Linked DNA regions of Mus musculus: regions 1 and 2 are each linked to region 3. Evidence: chromatin contacts called from ENCODE Hi-C or POLR2A ChIA-PET data. All regions are on one chromosome and are shown on one strand. Each heading gives the region's core, a stretch centred on a gene start or an enhancer-like site at or near the end of the contact. The rest is flanking DNA. Distances are from core to core; before and after follow the strand shown.

Region 1 (4,835 bases), core at 790-3,289, 50 kb after region 3:
TGGAGAAGCTGGCAGCATGTCTGCCCTGGCCTCAACCCGCCACGGGTAACAACAACAACTCAGTTAAACACTCCGGCCTTCCATCTTGTTTTCGGATCCTTACGACTTGAGGAAGCCACAGATCTATCAAGACACACACACAAAAGTTCTCATCACATCTACCAGTAGAGCTAACATGAGCTGAGCCTGTTGCCTTGAAGTTTCGTTTGCTAGTTCTCCCTCTGCACAGAGGCCTGGCACACCGTGTGTTCTTAATAACAGACTGCTTGAGAGTCGTGGAAATTTCGTAGTACACAAACCTGGCAGGTCGAACTCATGATTCAGTAACCTTGAGGATTCTTTTAGAAACTGCCATTTCTTATTTCATGCTGACTAAGGAAAGACATAGACCTCAGTTACCTCAGAACACGCCAGCCTTGACGGAGTTAGCTTCTGTGCTTTGGCAGAAATCACTCGGAAATCCTTGGTTCTGAGCCCGCCATGTCTTCCATATCAAGATCTAAGAGAAGATGAAAGTGCAGGGATTCAGGACTAGTGTCTAGGATTCAGGACTAGTGTCTAGGACTCAGGACTAGTGTCTAGGATTCAGGACTAGTGTCTAGGATTCAGGACTAGTGTCTAGGATTCAGGACGAGTGTCTAGGATTCAGGATTTCAGCCACAAAAGTCATTGCCGTTAGTATATGTGAGGTGCCTTTAGGACATCGGGAACTCCACCAAGTGCTCTCAGCGGATGGGTAAATCTCCGTAACACCCCTCAGCTGTAGGGAACAGTTCCCCATTTTACAGCTGCAAACAGTGCCGTGAACCTGTTTCTGGAGGTCACCCTGGGTGAGTGTCGGGATTCAAACCCAGGTTAACATCAGCACAAACCCAGTCTGATTTGGGTGCAAAATCCCCACCACAGAACGCTAAATTGGAGTCTTAAAGGCTTTTTTGACAGTGACCCATTTTATTACAAATGATGTTATATAAGCCAAAGGCTTCATTAAACTATGCTTATCTGTACTGTGTGCAACGGTTACTTTTTCTAGTCTTTTCGCACTATATATTCTAATCTTTTCAAAATTTTCAGCAATGACCCATCAAAGGAATTCTAATGCGTGTTTGGTCCTGGAAAAACACTGGTAGAAGGCCTATCATCCTAGCAGTCAGTCAACCGCTGCAAGTGGCAAGTTCGAAACCAGCTTGGGCTAACCTATTAACCATTCTAGGCTCCTTAACCAGACCCTGTCACAAAACACAAACTCTGCTCTTTGATCTTAGCTACTGTAAGACGCTATAAGTTTCTCTGAAACCACAACAAAACGAGTCTTTCCAGCCACGCGAACCAGAGCAAGCACTTGAGCTTCCCAATTAGGTGAATGCCCTTTAACCTTTCAAATATGCATACGCAACATAAACGGTTATCATTTAGAACCGATCATTACAAGGGTTTTCCAATCAGGCCCAATATCCAGAATGGGAACCAGGCACTTACCCACCGCAAAGCAGGAGTTATAAAGTGGAAGCGCAGACAGATTAAAATCTCAGGTTATTTATCAGCTAACCTGCAAAGAGGTGTCTAAAGGCTGACTGTTGAATTGTCCCAACGGACAGACGGCTGCAGCAAGCAGGAGCAGGAGGCCAAGGCTGCAACCCCTGGAGGCAGGGCCCTGCCTTTGAACATCCGGTTCAATTCCAGGGGCTTGGTGTCGCACTAGGATCTCATCGCGAACGGGTAGGGTCAGGAAGCAGCCCGGGTTTGCGCTTCACCGGAGGGGAGGCGCGACAGTCCCGAGCCCCAGGTGCGCGTCACTCCCCGCTGCCCCCCTGCAGCCGAGCCTGGTGGGGCGGGACGCGGGCACCTGCGGACGCTGGCTGCTCCGTAGGCTCCGCTCCGCTCCGCGTCCGCTGCAGCCCGGCGCGAGCGCTGCCCACCGGCTCCCGCCTCCCCACCTCCACGCCCCGGAGTCGCGCGGACCCCGCGCACTTACGGGGCTCCGCTCCGCCGCCCGCGCGCTTCCCGCGGGGTCCATGGCGCTTCCGGACCTGCGAGTCCGGCCGCAGCGCCGCCCAGAAAATGGACGCCGGCGGCTGGGCCCGGACGCCCCGGTCTGCCCCTGGTGCAGTGCAGGCCGGACGGTCGCTCGACCTCGGGCGCCGACGCGCAGGGCTTCCGGGACGCTGCAGGCCGCGAGGCTCCCGCACCCCCCGGCGCCACTGCGGCAGAGCCAGGCTCGCACAGATGCTGCGCAGCCACCGAGCAGGCCCCGGGCACCCTATGCAGTTTTAACCCGCACCAAATTCTGAGAACAGGGTGTCACCTGTGCTTTCTCATGGCTGTCAGGGGACGCCTGGATTATTTCCCACCATGGTATAAGAACTGTTTCATGCAATGAAAAAAATAAAAGCCACCGACTGCCCGCTGACATCCTTCCCACACAGATTCGCAGTGTGGCACCTACTGCCCCACGCACACCTAAGTGCAGGTGTTTGTTTTGAACCATCCAGCATTGAGTCTTTAGTATTTTTTGTTTGTTTTTAGTTTTTGATTTTGTGTGTGTGTGTGTGTGTGTGTGTGTGTGTGTGTGTCCTTTGGAAAACGACTCGCTCCCTGGCAAAACCTTAAGGTTTTGAAAAAGGGTATTTTCCTGGAATACAGTACTTGCCATTTATGCACCCCAGTTCCTTGACCAAACATTAAGAATATGATCATTTTGGTGAGCTGAGTAGATTTTTAATACTATATGCAAAGTAAAGCCCCATAAACGATGCAGGAAGAATGGTGTCACTTAAAAAAATGCAGAGTTGTGAAGGCTGACAGGTTGGGCAACGTGCATACACATGTAACGAGCAGTTCCCGACCTTCTCGATGCCAAACACCCTTTTATTCTCTCGCTCCATAGGCCAGTGTTCACAGATTAACTCCACTAAACTGCATGTATTAAGTAATGATTCATCTTCCCCTTAAAAAAAAAGGGAGCTTGAATGTTTTTGTCTACATAACTGCCAATGAGAACTTCCACAAGACCTGATCTAACTTGTTGGCAATGGTAGATACCAGCCTTAAAAAACAAAACTGAAGAAACTCGTGGTCTAATTGCCTGTTTGTGTTTCCATTGAGGCTTTTAGAAACTCTGAAGATGATTTTAAAATTCGGGAAAACTGGTGCACAAAGACTGGGAAGTCTGTAAGCTGTATGGCTGTGGCTGATTCCCTGGGACCGGTGGGAGGTAGCGGGCAAGGTTGGTTGGCCTTCTGGATTCAGCAGGCCTGTGTTGACAGCCTAGGTTTGTTGCTATGTACGGCCACTTCTCTGACCTTCAGCTTTGGTACCTAACATGCAATATGTTTTAGTATTAATGTCTACCTCCTAGGTGATTTTTTTAAATTGAATTAAATAATACACGTGGATCATTTACAATAGCACCTAGCATTGTAAGTGCTCTCTAACTTCAGACACGTCTGAGCATTGAAGGTTAACTATTCTGAGTTAGGGCTTCTGTTGTTTATAGTGGTTTTACATTGGTGATCTGCTAGGGTCACTTGGGACCTATGACCTAAGTCTGACTCCAGGGTGTTCGGGGAAGTGTCTTGATCAGATCCTGTCAACGGTGTGTGAGTAGTGAAACTTGGCTCTGGCTTTAAGAGTCAGTGTGTGGATGGCTCCTTACCTCTAGCGGGCCATCACAAACACTTGCAATTTTTTCTCATGGGAGCCAAATATTTCTCCAGAAGCAAGCATATTTCCTCACATTGTTTTAAGAACTGAACTATCACAGCAATGGCTTGAAGCTTATGTAATAAGCCAGTCGTTCAAAAATTTCCATCCTTCCTCATAACCAGACTCTCAATCATCCTTCTGAGTGTGGGGGAACTATTTGGAAATTTCCGGAAACATCCCATCTTATCATAAGTACGCTCTTTTCTGTAAAGTTTCCTTTACAATGTTCTGAAATTACTACATGTGATGTTTTCTTTGTAATAATTCCCATTTTAATGCATTTTAAGAGGAAAAAGGAGAATCTAAGACTTTGTCTCCTTACCCTTCTATCTGCTCATCTTTACGCCATAGCTCCTAGGCCTTGCCCAGGAAGCTGTCTTTGTTTTCTGTCTCATTTTGTTTAATTCCCACAAAGTTTCTATTACACTGCATGCGCTTTCTGATTAAGGTTATGGGGCAGTTTAACACTGTTCCCTTTTCCCGTTTTTTTATAGGTCTCCAATGTAGCAACTACACAAGACTAAAACGTTGCCTTTTAAGCCCACACAAGATGTCCTCCACAAGGCAGCAAGGATCAAAGAGGAAGGGGAAGCCTGTGGAGTGTGGGAAACTAAGTGTCGGATGAGAGGGACTGTGTGACACTTACTTGCAGTTGTGCTTGTTTAATAACCTAATTGGACAAATTCATATGTTGCCTATGAGACGTGATGGCATTTGGCACTTGGGTTTGGCCCCCACAGCTATACATGGTTTCAATAATCTACAGTTTAAAGTCCTTTTTTTTTTTTAATAAAAAGGAATATTTCAAGCTTCCAGAAGAACTAAGAGGATGGTGATAGGCCTTTCCCTGTTTCTCACCCTCCCTCCCTCCCTCCCTCCCTCCCTCCCTCCCTCCCTCCCTCCCGTTTCCCTCTCTCCTGAATCTCCGAAGGCTGCAGACATTATTCTTTTAGCCCTATGTAAGTAGTTCAGCATTTCTTTCTTTTTTTTTTTTTAATATTTTTAATTAGGTATTTTAAGCATTTCTTTTCTAAGACGAAATTAAGGTTCTAACTATTTCACAGTATGTATATCTTAGCTTTCTAAGAAAAAGTAATAAAATTAGAAGACAAAAAAATAGAAAATGTTTT
Region 2 (4,608 bases), core at 1,966-4,465, 39 kb before region 3:
GGTATGCTACTTATATCAAAGTAGTTCAGACCAAAAATACTCCTAATTTTGTTTACTAAAGGTTCAGATGAAAATTCTAAGATATCTAACAACTTTGTGTCGTGAATTCAGGTAAGGAAGCTGAACATTCAAAACCCTCAGGATATCTAGGACACTAAAATGCCCTAAGAAACTGGGTACTAATCAGTCTATAACACAAAATACTGTCTGCGATAATAGATTTCTTTAAACTGGTTGTGTGAAAACAGCTATATGATGGTCTCTGTGTGTGTGTGTGTGTGTGTGTGTTTGTGTGGTGTGTGTACTTGTTAATGTACTGACTGTGTGCACTAGCTGTGTGTGCATGTGCATGCCCATGGGTGTGGGTGCCTGAGACCAACATCTGGTGTTTTGATCTCTCTCTCTCTCTCTCTCACCTTTATCATCTGAGACAAGGTTTCTCTATGAACCAGAAGCTCTACCCAAGCAAGCTACCCAGTCCCTGAGGTTCAAGGCTCTGCCTGTCCAAACACTCCACTAGTGCTGGGTTAGAGGAAAGCGCGGTGACCCCTCCTCCCCCACCCATGCCTTTCTACTTGGGCTCTGGTGATCCTGCTTGCTAAGCAGGCACTTTACCAACTGAGCCATCTCCCCACCCGCTGGTTTTCTGATCTGTCAACTTGATACTATTTATACCTTGTGAAATCTATGGGACACAAATAAGTTAGAAATGAAACACTGAAGAAAGTGTGGACCATTATCTAACCTCTAGAACTTCCACAATATAAACATCGGGCCACCCTCGCTCTTCTTAAGGATGATTCGGACTACACTACCCAGGAGTGCTTCCTCTCAGGTGGATCAGATGAGAGGCTCCCAAAGAGCAGTTCTGAGCTTAACAGCTCATCTCCAGGCTAACAGGGAGCTACCAGGTTCTCCCCAAGGTTTCTCAGTGTGGTAGAAAGGACTGGTGACTTCAACACTCGCAAACTGCTTAGATTCTTCATTGTCAAACTGCCATCATCCCATTTCTGTGACTTCAGCACCTGCTAATGTTTCCGCCACTTCTCATCACCTTACAAAGCCCACGTGTCAGTTTCAGGAAACACAGAAGGGCATTTCCTTACAAGGATCCGGAGGGCAACCAACCTTGATCATACCAGCTAAAAGAAGGGCAAGAAATGGGAGGGGTGTTCTTGATTTCAGTATGTATCCTTGTGAAACAGTCACAACATGACCTGAGCTATAAGATGAGCAATAAAAAATAAATAAACTGTCTAGGGTAGAAACAAGTGGTTTAGTTTAACTAGGGTTAAAATAAAAATATTCCCAGGAAATTAATGGTCAATTTCTGGGAGTGAGATTGCCTAAGCCACAGAAACCAAGTTTTGTGTGCTTGTGTGTGTGTGTGTGTGTGTGTGTTTTAATCTGCAGACCCGAATTTCACTTGGAGTGATATTTTTACCACACTGTTCACAGAACCTTTGCTATGCATCAGGTCAAAGCAGAAGGTAACTTACTCCTAAAAACAGCCCAACCCTAAATCTCAACTCCAACAGAGCACACTGTCTTCCCACAACACAATCTGCTTTTATAGATTCGCAAGGCTTCAACAGTGTCTAGCATCAAGTCACAGAAAAATATAAAGTAGTAAAAATTTGAAAAACCTAATTAGTAGGGGAAGAAAATTCTAGTGTATTTGGCTTTTCCCAAACATTACATACATGCAAATATTAACTGTAAGAAAGCTAATTTGTGAAAAGTTTACACCCTAAGAAAGTAACTTAAAATACTGGGAACTTAAGACGCACAAAACACCCACTGCTCTGGTGTAATTTCCCAAGTTTTAATACTTAAAAGTGTCTGAATTGGGAGTCCCAGGATGACGTCAGGGAATTGAAAAGTAACATTTAACATGCTTGCTCCTGGGGTTTTAATAAAATTCCAAATCCTTGAAAGGGGAGTAACATCAAAAACTCAAGTGGGAGAATCCAAAAGAAGCATCGAGATTTAAGAATTAAAGTTTATACTCTGCCAAAGAAAGAGCAGTATCAGCCATTCTAACACAATTGAATTTTCAACATATAAAATATCTCTTATAGCCAGGCATTATTTAGGAGACCGATTTCATTCTGGGGATAAAATAATCTGAATTAAAAAAGGTTTTCAACTAAAGTAACAATAAACTCTACTGATTCGCCAGTCATACAGTGAAAAGGGACCATCTCAATAAGCTGGGGGAAGTCGATCTAATATCAAAGGGTCGTTTTAAAGAGGAAGGATAGCAATGACAAACGAACTGGCCCGTCTCTGAGTAAGAGTCTACACTCATCGGTGCGGCTCTCACAAATGCACGGGAGAGAATCAAGTGGGTTGAGCGCGGACTGGATGACTGAGTTTTGAGACCTGCTCACAGGAAGCCACTACATCCTGCCCCAAGTCACCGTCAGTCACGCCGGCTCTCGATTCAAGTCCCCGCCGCGGCAAGGTGGGGCGGGCACAGGTGTCCCGCCCGAGCTCCCCGGGCGCCCCGCTCGCCCGCGCAGCCTCGCCCACCGGAGCCCCCGCCACCGGCTCCCGCAGTCCCCAGCGCCCGCCTCAACCTCGCACTGGCAGAGGAGCCCCAGGGAGCTCACACCCCCTCCTCAGCCCGCCGCCCGGCCCGGCCCGGCCCGGCCCCGCCCCGCCGCAGCCGGCCTCCCTCCCTCCTCCAGCCGCGCCTCCCTTGTAATTACCACGGGGCTCCCACCTCGGGCCGCTCCCGTCGTCCGCGGCCGCCCGCAGGCCTGCGTCGGAGGGAGGCCGGAAACTCCGCGCGCCCCCGGCCGCGCCCCGGGCTCCCGCGTCCAGGCCGCGCTCCAGGCAGCGCCCCTCGCGCCGCGCCGGTCCGGTCCGCGCGTGCAGGTCCTCACCCCGCTCGCTCCGAGGGGGAGCCCCGACCCGCGCCGGGCAGTCGGTCGACGCGGCGCCTCCCCCCAACACACCCCCATCCAGTCTCACCAGTCCCGGGCGGCCGCCGGTGCCGCCACCCCCGCGCGTGCCCGCCGCCCACCCTCCGCGCCGCCCCGGGGGTCCCCTCAGCCCCGGCCCCGCTTACAGATCCTGCCGCGCAGGCTCTGCAGCACTCGGACCTCACGACTGTCCTCGTCTCCCGTCTCCGGGTCTGCGCTGCCCGAGACGGCCGGCGCCTCGGGAGAAGCCGCCGCAGCAGGCGCTGCCGCCGCCATGGTGCCGCCCGGCCCCTACCCCAGCCCTACCGCCTGCGTAGCCGGGCAAGGCGGAGCCGGAGCGAGGCCTAGGCCGGATCGAGCCTCGCTGTAGCCCCGCCTCGGCCTCGGGCTGACTCGCCCCGCCCCTCGCGCCGTGCCCGCCCTGCATCCGCCTCGCCTTGCCTCCCTGGGCAAGTCGCGAGAGGCGCTCTGAAACCCCCACAAGGAGGAAAACCCTGGCCCTGCTGTGATCCCCAGAACCCTGAGAATTGGACGTCCCCCACGAACGGACCTCTAGGTCCCCAGATGCTCAAGGAAAAGAAAAGTCCCCAGTCAGAATGACTCCAGGTTCCAGGAAAAAGTTTGGCATTTTGGCAAACGTCAAGAGATGTATTAGAGACTCTTCCAGCGGTGTCTAGATGCTCCCGCAGTGCGGCACGTGGGGGACAAACCACATACTCAACCTTTGCTCTGGGAACATTGCTCTGCAAAAAGTTGGGTCAAGAAAAGGACCACAGACTCCGTCCAGTCCTGTCTGAGACCCAGAGAAATTTTGAGTTTATCACCAGTTTTGCATTTCAGAATCGGAACGGTGACCTCTTTCCCACTCCCAGAAGCAGGCTTTTTAGAAAGTAGATTGGCCCTGGGAAGTTTGTAAATCTTCAACTAGTTGTTGCCACTATCTTAAGGGAACTATTTACAGTGAGTAAACTGTGTGGATAACACCCTGGTATGTGAGGAGAGGGATGATTTCCTGGTCCTGAGGTTTAACTGCGCTGCCCTAAGAAGGAAGAAACTGATTTAATAGAGCAGGGTTGTTCTTTGCCAGGTGCTAGAGTCAGCCAGTCAAGGAATGTTTTCAGACATATAGGAATGGCCCTAGGGCAAAAAGACGGGGCAGAAGGCGCCAAGACCATGAGCACCTCAACCTGGAAGGGCACACAGAGAGAAGAAGCAAGTTGTGGAAACAGAGTCAAGGAGAGCCTGCCTGGGAAGAGTGAACAGACGACAAGCAAGCCCAGAAGCCACTTGTGCCAAGGCCAGTCAGGCAGACGGAGTGACCTAAGCTTGCTGGATGTCTTAGGCTACCGAGCAATACTTCCAGTCCAGCTGGTGATGCATGAGGGTGCCCCTTGTCCTGTACCATACAGCCTTGGAGAAAGTGAGCTTACCTCTCCTTCCAGGCATTTTGTTGTTTCAAACAGAAACTCCAAATGGTATTTCCCTTTCTTTCCAAATCAGAGCTCACACACCACAGGCCAGAGACTGGCTTTTTCTATTTTAAAACGTTTAATGCTTTATTGGTATGTCTTACTTATACACAGTCATGGTGTGATACCGTTTTCATACACATGTTTAATGTATGCATAGTATTCAATACCCTCTTCATCGCCGTCCACATCCCCTGCACCCCCTTCCT
Region 3 (4,292 bases), core at 1,048-3,547:
GTTTATATCTCCCTTGTTTATATCTCCCTTGTTTTTATATCTCCCCCGAACCCTGGGCCTCTCACTCTTTTATACTCTCAGTTCCCATCCACGCACAGCAGGCCACGCCACCTCACCAGTCACGAGGCTTCAGCTAATCAGGGCAGCAGGGGCAAATCTCCACCAAATTGGATTCACCTGTATCCTGGTACACCTGCGCAGCACTCAAGATGTTTGTGTCTTATATGAGGAAGTCAGGTGCAAGTCATATGACTTAGCTGCAGTCCCTGGCGCCTTTAGGACTGCCACCACACCCGCTCCCCACAACCCTGCCCTCATCCATCCCTCTGGCACTACAGGGTTATCACCATTTTTTTTTCCCAGTGCCTGTGAGTTGTACCTGGCTGCCCCATCACCCAGATGGTTGCATGGGAGACAGGTCATAGTCCTTTTGGCTCCTTACTGGCAGCATCTTAGTCTGGGACAATATAAGAGATGAGTTCTGTCCTGTAACAATGTGGTGGTGTCTAGGCGCTCCACCGCCCCCTTCCCTTCCCCTTTTAATAGAAAGTCTAATGATGACCACTCAAGGCCAGCAGAGCTTTCCATCATACACAGCTGCTGCCCATAGCTAGCTCTGACACCCTGAGTGGCTCAGATGCAGATAGCCCACAGGCACCTCCTCTTCTTGGTGTCTGTACCACTCTACATCACGACATGGCATTCATTCCTACTCAGTAGGGGGCTCTGTGTGCAAACTCAAGCCGTTTGGGTGTATGTGTTCAAGTGTGCCTGCGTGGTGTGTATACATAGGCATGCATGTGTTGGGGGAAGGTGGTGCCATTCTTAAGTTCCAGATTAGAAGCACATACAACTACTTTCTGGGCCAGGTTAAACTTGGTGATATACAATCTAAGGCTGCTTTAGTTTGAGTGTTAAATCAGTGTTAAAATAAACAGCCTTAGGTTGAAGGTACCAAAGGTGGGCCTCATGAAGAAAATGTGTCAACAGCGTGCACACAGTTCTGCACTGATTCCCTTCAACTTGCTGCGCAGGGAGCAAGGCAGGCACAAGTGTGAGAAGAGCTGCGTTGGACTCCCTCCTGGTACATCAGTGACCTCTGCTGGTGGGATTTCCCTCTCCCTGTGCACAGAAGTAGCATCCCTCCATGACAGTGGTTCTGCTGCCTTCAGATGCCACCACACTGCAGAGCTGGTGGGCTTCCCTGCTTATACTTTCATTGGGGGACAGGACTGCAGCCGCCAGAAAGTCTAAGTAAGCCTCCACCGGCTTATTCTCAAAGCATGTTCACTTTCAGATACAACTATATTTATTTAAAAATTCTCAAAGAGATTGCAGGAGAGGTGGCTCTTGCAGTGAGCCCGATTTTGGTCCCCAGGGTCACATCAGCCACTTACAATGGCTTCTAACTCCAGCTCCAGAGGGATCCAACACCTCTGACTTCTGCAGGCATCTGCACACAAACGCACATGTCTGCACACAGACATGCAGAATTGAAAATAAAAAAATGAATATTAAAACAAAATTCTCCAAAAGGGAGGCAGCTAGATGGTTCAGCTTGAATACGGGAATTTATTCTCTGAGATCCAAATGGTTTGAAGGAGAGGACCGACTCCTGAAAGTTCTCTGACCTCACGTGTGTGAAATGGCCTGTGTTCCTGAATACACACACATGCATGTGTGAACACACAGGTACACACAAATTAAACAAAATTTAAGTCTCAAAAAGAACATGTCTAAAACCAAATGCTACTAGCTAAACGAGTCTGAATATATGTTGCCCTGGCTGTCCTGGAGCTTGGTATGTAGGCCAGGCTCGACCTTGCCTGTGCTGAGATTAAAGGCATGGAGCACCATGCCATCCCAAACGTCCCTAAAAAAAAAAAAAACAGCCCAGCAAAGTGAAATCGATACTATCAGAGTAAGGTTACTTTTCAGATCCATGGTGGGCAGCTGCTGAGGCATCCTTTATAGATGCACAAATTCACATCTTCTATCGCTGCAGTTCATCTAACTCACAAATCAACGCAAAACGCTGCTGCCGCTCACTCATTAGCCCACATCTAGGTCAGGCGGATCTTTGATTGACTGTCCAGGCACAGCTGTCCTGGGGAACTCCAGCCCAGGAAGCTAAGCAGTCAAATTGAAGCCGTGATGACAGATCTTCCAGCATCCTGCAGGGTTTTGTTTTTAACAGCTTTTCCCCAAACCTCTTGTCTTTGTAGGACCACGGGGTGGCACTCGAGAGCCTTTTCCAGCGTGAGGTTCACCTGTGGGTGGAGCCTGTGCATCTGTCTTCCGCTGCGGGGTTCTGACTCTACAGTGAGAGCTCATTGGACCAGGGGCAAACTCCTGACCATGGAGGAACCAATCCGCGCACGCGGGGCATGGCAGGTCGGAAAATGCCTGGGAAGTGGGGAGACCGCATCTTCCACCCACAGCCTGGAAGAGCAGAGGCGGTTCCTCAGCCCACAGAGATGCACAGAGATGACTGGAGAGTGGGACGCAGCCGAGATGAGATGTCGCAGAGAGAGATTTCTACTTCTAGTTCAACTTTGGCCCAGCCTCCTTTGTAGGGTTTTCCCCTTCCATCATGGCATTTGTTCAGGCAAGGAGAATTCTCGAAGACACGAGCTTTTGTTTATATGACATTCAAAACAAAGAGCAGAATTCTGAATAGCTTGGAGAAACTCAGAATTTGAACTCATGCAAACTTCCAAGAAACCTCATAATGGGATGGGGTTTTGTCTGTCAGGACTTTGTGTTTAAAAGAGAGAGAGACACACAGAAAGCCTTTTCCCCAATTTATTTTTACATTTGCTATAAAAATCTATCAAAAATGTGTAAGCAAAAGCAAAAGATTGAAAACAAATGGTCACCATTAGCAAACTCGTTACACGTTCATCATACAGTTACACGTTAGGCAGGCATTGAAAGACCAAGAGGGGTAGGTTGTTCCTGCATTCTAGTTTAAAGAGACAGTATAGCTGGTCGTGGTGGTCCACGCCTTTAATCCCAGCACTCGGGAGGCAAAGGCAGGTGGATTTCTGAGTTTGAGGCCAGCCTGGTCTACAGAGTGAGTCCCAGGACAGCCAGGGCTACACAGAGAAACCTTGTCTCGAAAAACCAAAAAGGGCAAGAATGTACATGTACACACACACACACACACACACACACACACACAAAGGGGGTGCAGGGTGGGCAGAGGGGTCTCTGACATCTACAGAATGATTGTATCGTGTGAAAACAATGTTCCCACATACATGTATTAGCTCTTTCAATACACAGCGGCTACATATGTGTACACAACTATACTAAGCTGCTTTTTACCTTTATTGAGTTTATACTTAATCTACTTTATAGGAGATACTTCTCTTAACCTTGAGAGCTCCTGGAAATTGGGTCGATCTTCATAGCTGTCTGTCCTGCCGTGCTTCTGCGAGCTGATTGGACAACCAGGGAGAGGCAGGATGGGAAGTTCACGGTTGCTTGTTCCGTATACAGAGTGACATGTGGAAGGGTGTAGTTTGTGGATTGGTAAATTGATATCTGAAGTTGAGGAATTGCCCAGTAAATAAACAGGGTGTCTCATCTCTGTTCTAAGTACATTTTCAACACCTAGACGAGTGGAGTCATTGGCTTGGGCCCGCAGGCTCCGCATCTAGTGATTAGTGAAAGTAATACCTTTTCCCCCAGATTCTTTTAAATAAAGATGAAAGCATCTGGCGCACCGCCTGGCCGGGTCTTGGCTGATGTTGAATGTTTGGTGCTGTTTTAATCAGCTTTTTCTTCAATGTGTCCTAAAAGGAGGTTGTACCACTTACGTTAGAAGAGACCGAGTATCAGCTATGAGCCAGCGCTGTGTTGTGTTTGAATTCAGTTTCAGAGGAGATTGTTAGACGTAGCTCGCTGAATTTCGTTGCTGTTGACAGGCTGGTCTCCAACTCGTTGTCATTATTGTAGGTCTGTTTTTGTGTATGTGAGTGAGATTATAATATAATGACATCACTTCTTCCTTCTCTTCCTCCCTCCAAACCCTCCAATAGATCCTTCCATGGTCTCTTCTAAACTCATGGCCTCTTTTTTTTTTTCATTGATCATTGTTATGTGCCATCCATATATATATATATATATATATATATATATATATATATATATATATGCCGTGACTGTATACTGTTGCTTGTATGTATGTTTTCAGGGCTGAGCACTTGGCATTGGTTGACCATTGGTATGTTCTTCACTGGGGAAGACCACACCCCTTCCCCCAGCATTCTTACTCGTCTGTAGTT

What was found. A loop is a pair of places that touch in the nucleus more often than their neighbours do. ChIA-PET counts read pairs that join two places held with the same protein, here RNA polymerase II (POLR2A).
Region 1: a map of heart shows a loop between it and region 3 (4-fold over the local background). The contact joins the promoter of Zbtb38 here to the enhancer-like site in region 3. A Hi-C loop is called at or near these places in 6 of 37 maps with a recorded cell type or tissue (CH12.LX, T-helper 17 cell, heart and 2 more). POLR2A ChIA-PET finds 5 or more read pairs at or near these places in 4 of 5 experiments (all embryonic stem cell).
Region 2: a loop to region 3 is called in a map of heart, with 2.3 times the contacts of the local background. The contact joins the promoter of Rasa2 here to the enhancer-like site in region 3. A Hi-C loop is called at or near these places in 4 of 37 maps with a recorded cell type or tissue (heart and left cerebral cortex). POLR2A ChIA-PET finds 5 or more read pairs at or near these places in 1 of 5 experiments (Patski).

What each region holds. Positions count from the first base shown.
Region 1 is chr9:96,717,811-96,722,645 of GRCm38, forward strand. It overlaps Zbtb38 (zinc finger and BTB domain containing 38), which reads right to left and starts at 2,040. Exons shown (of 3, transcript NM_001359959.1): 1 at 1,976-2,040; 2 at 400-499.
Region 2 is chr9:96,628,288-96,632,895 of GRCm38, forward strand. Rasa2 (RAS p21 protein activator 2) reads right to left here and starts at 3,216. Exons shown (of 24, transcript NM_053268.2): 1 at 3,077-3,216. The coding sequence starts at 3,206.
Region 3 is chr9:96,667,719-96,672,010 of GRCm38, forward strand. No RefSeq gene overlaps it. Among named protein-coding and RNA genes, the nearest start is that of Rasa2, 38 kb to the left of the region's middle. Within about 2 kb of position 2,298, at least 1 of the 3 ENCODE cell types and tissues checked has a DNase peak (open chromatin) inside an H3K27ac peak, as active enhancers do; it is heart, where a contact is called at or near this core.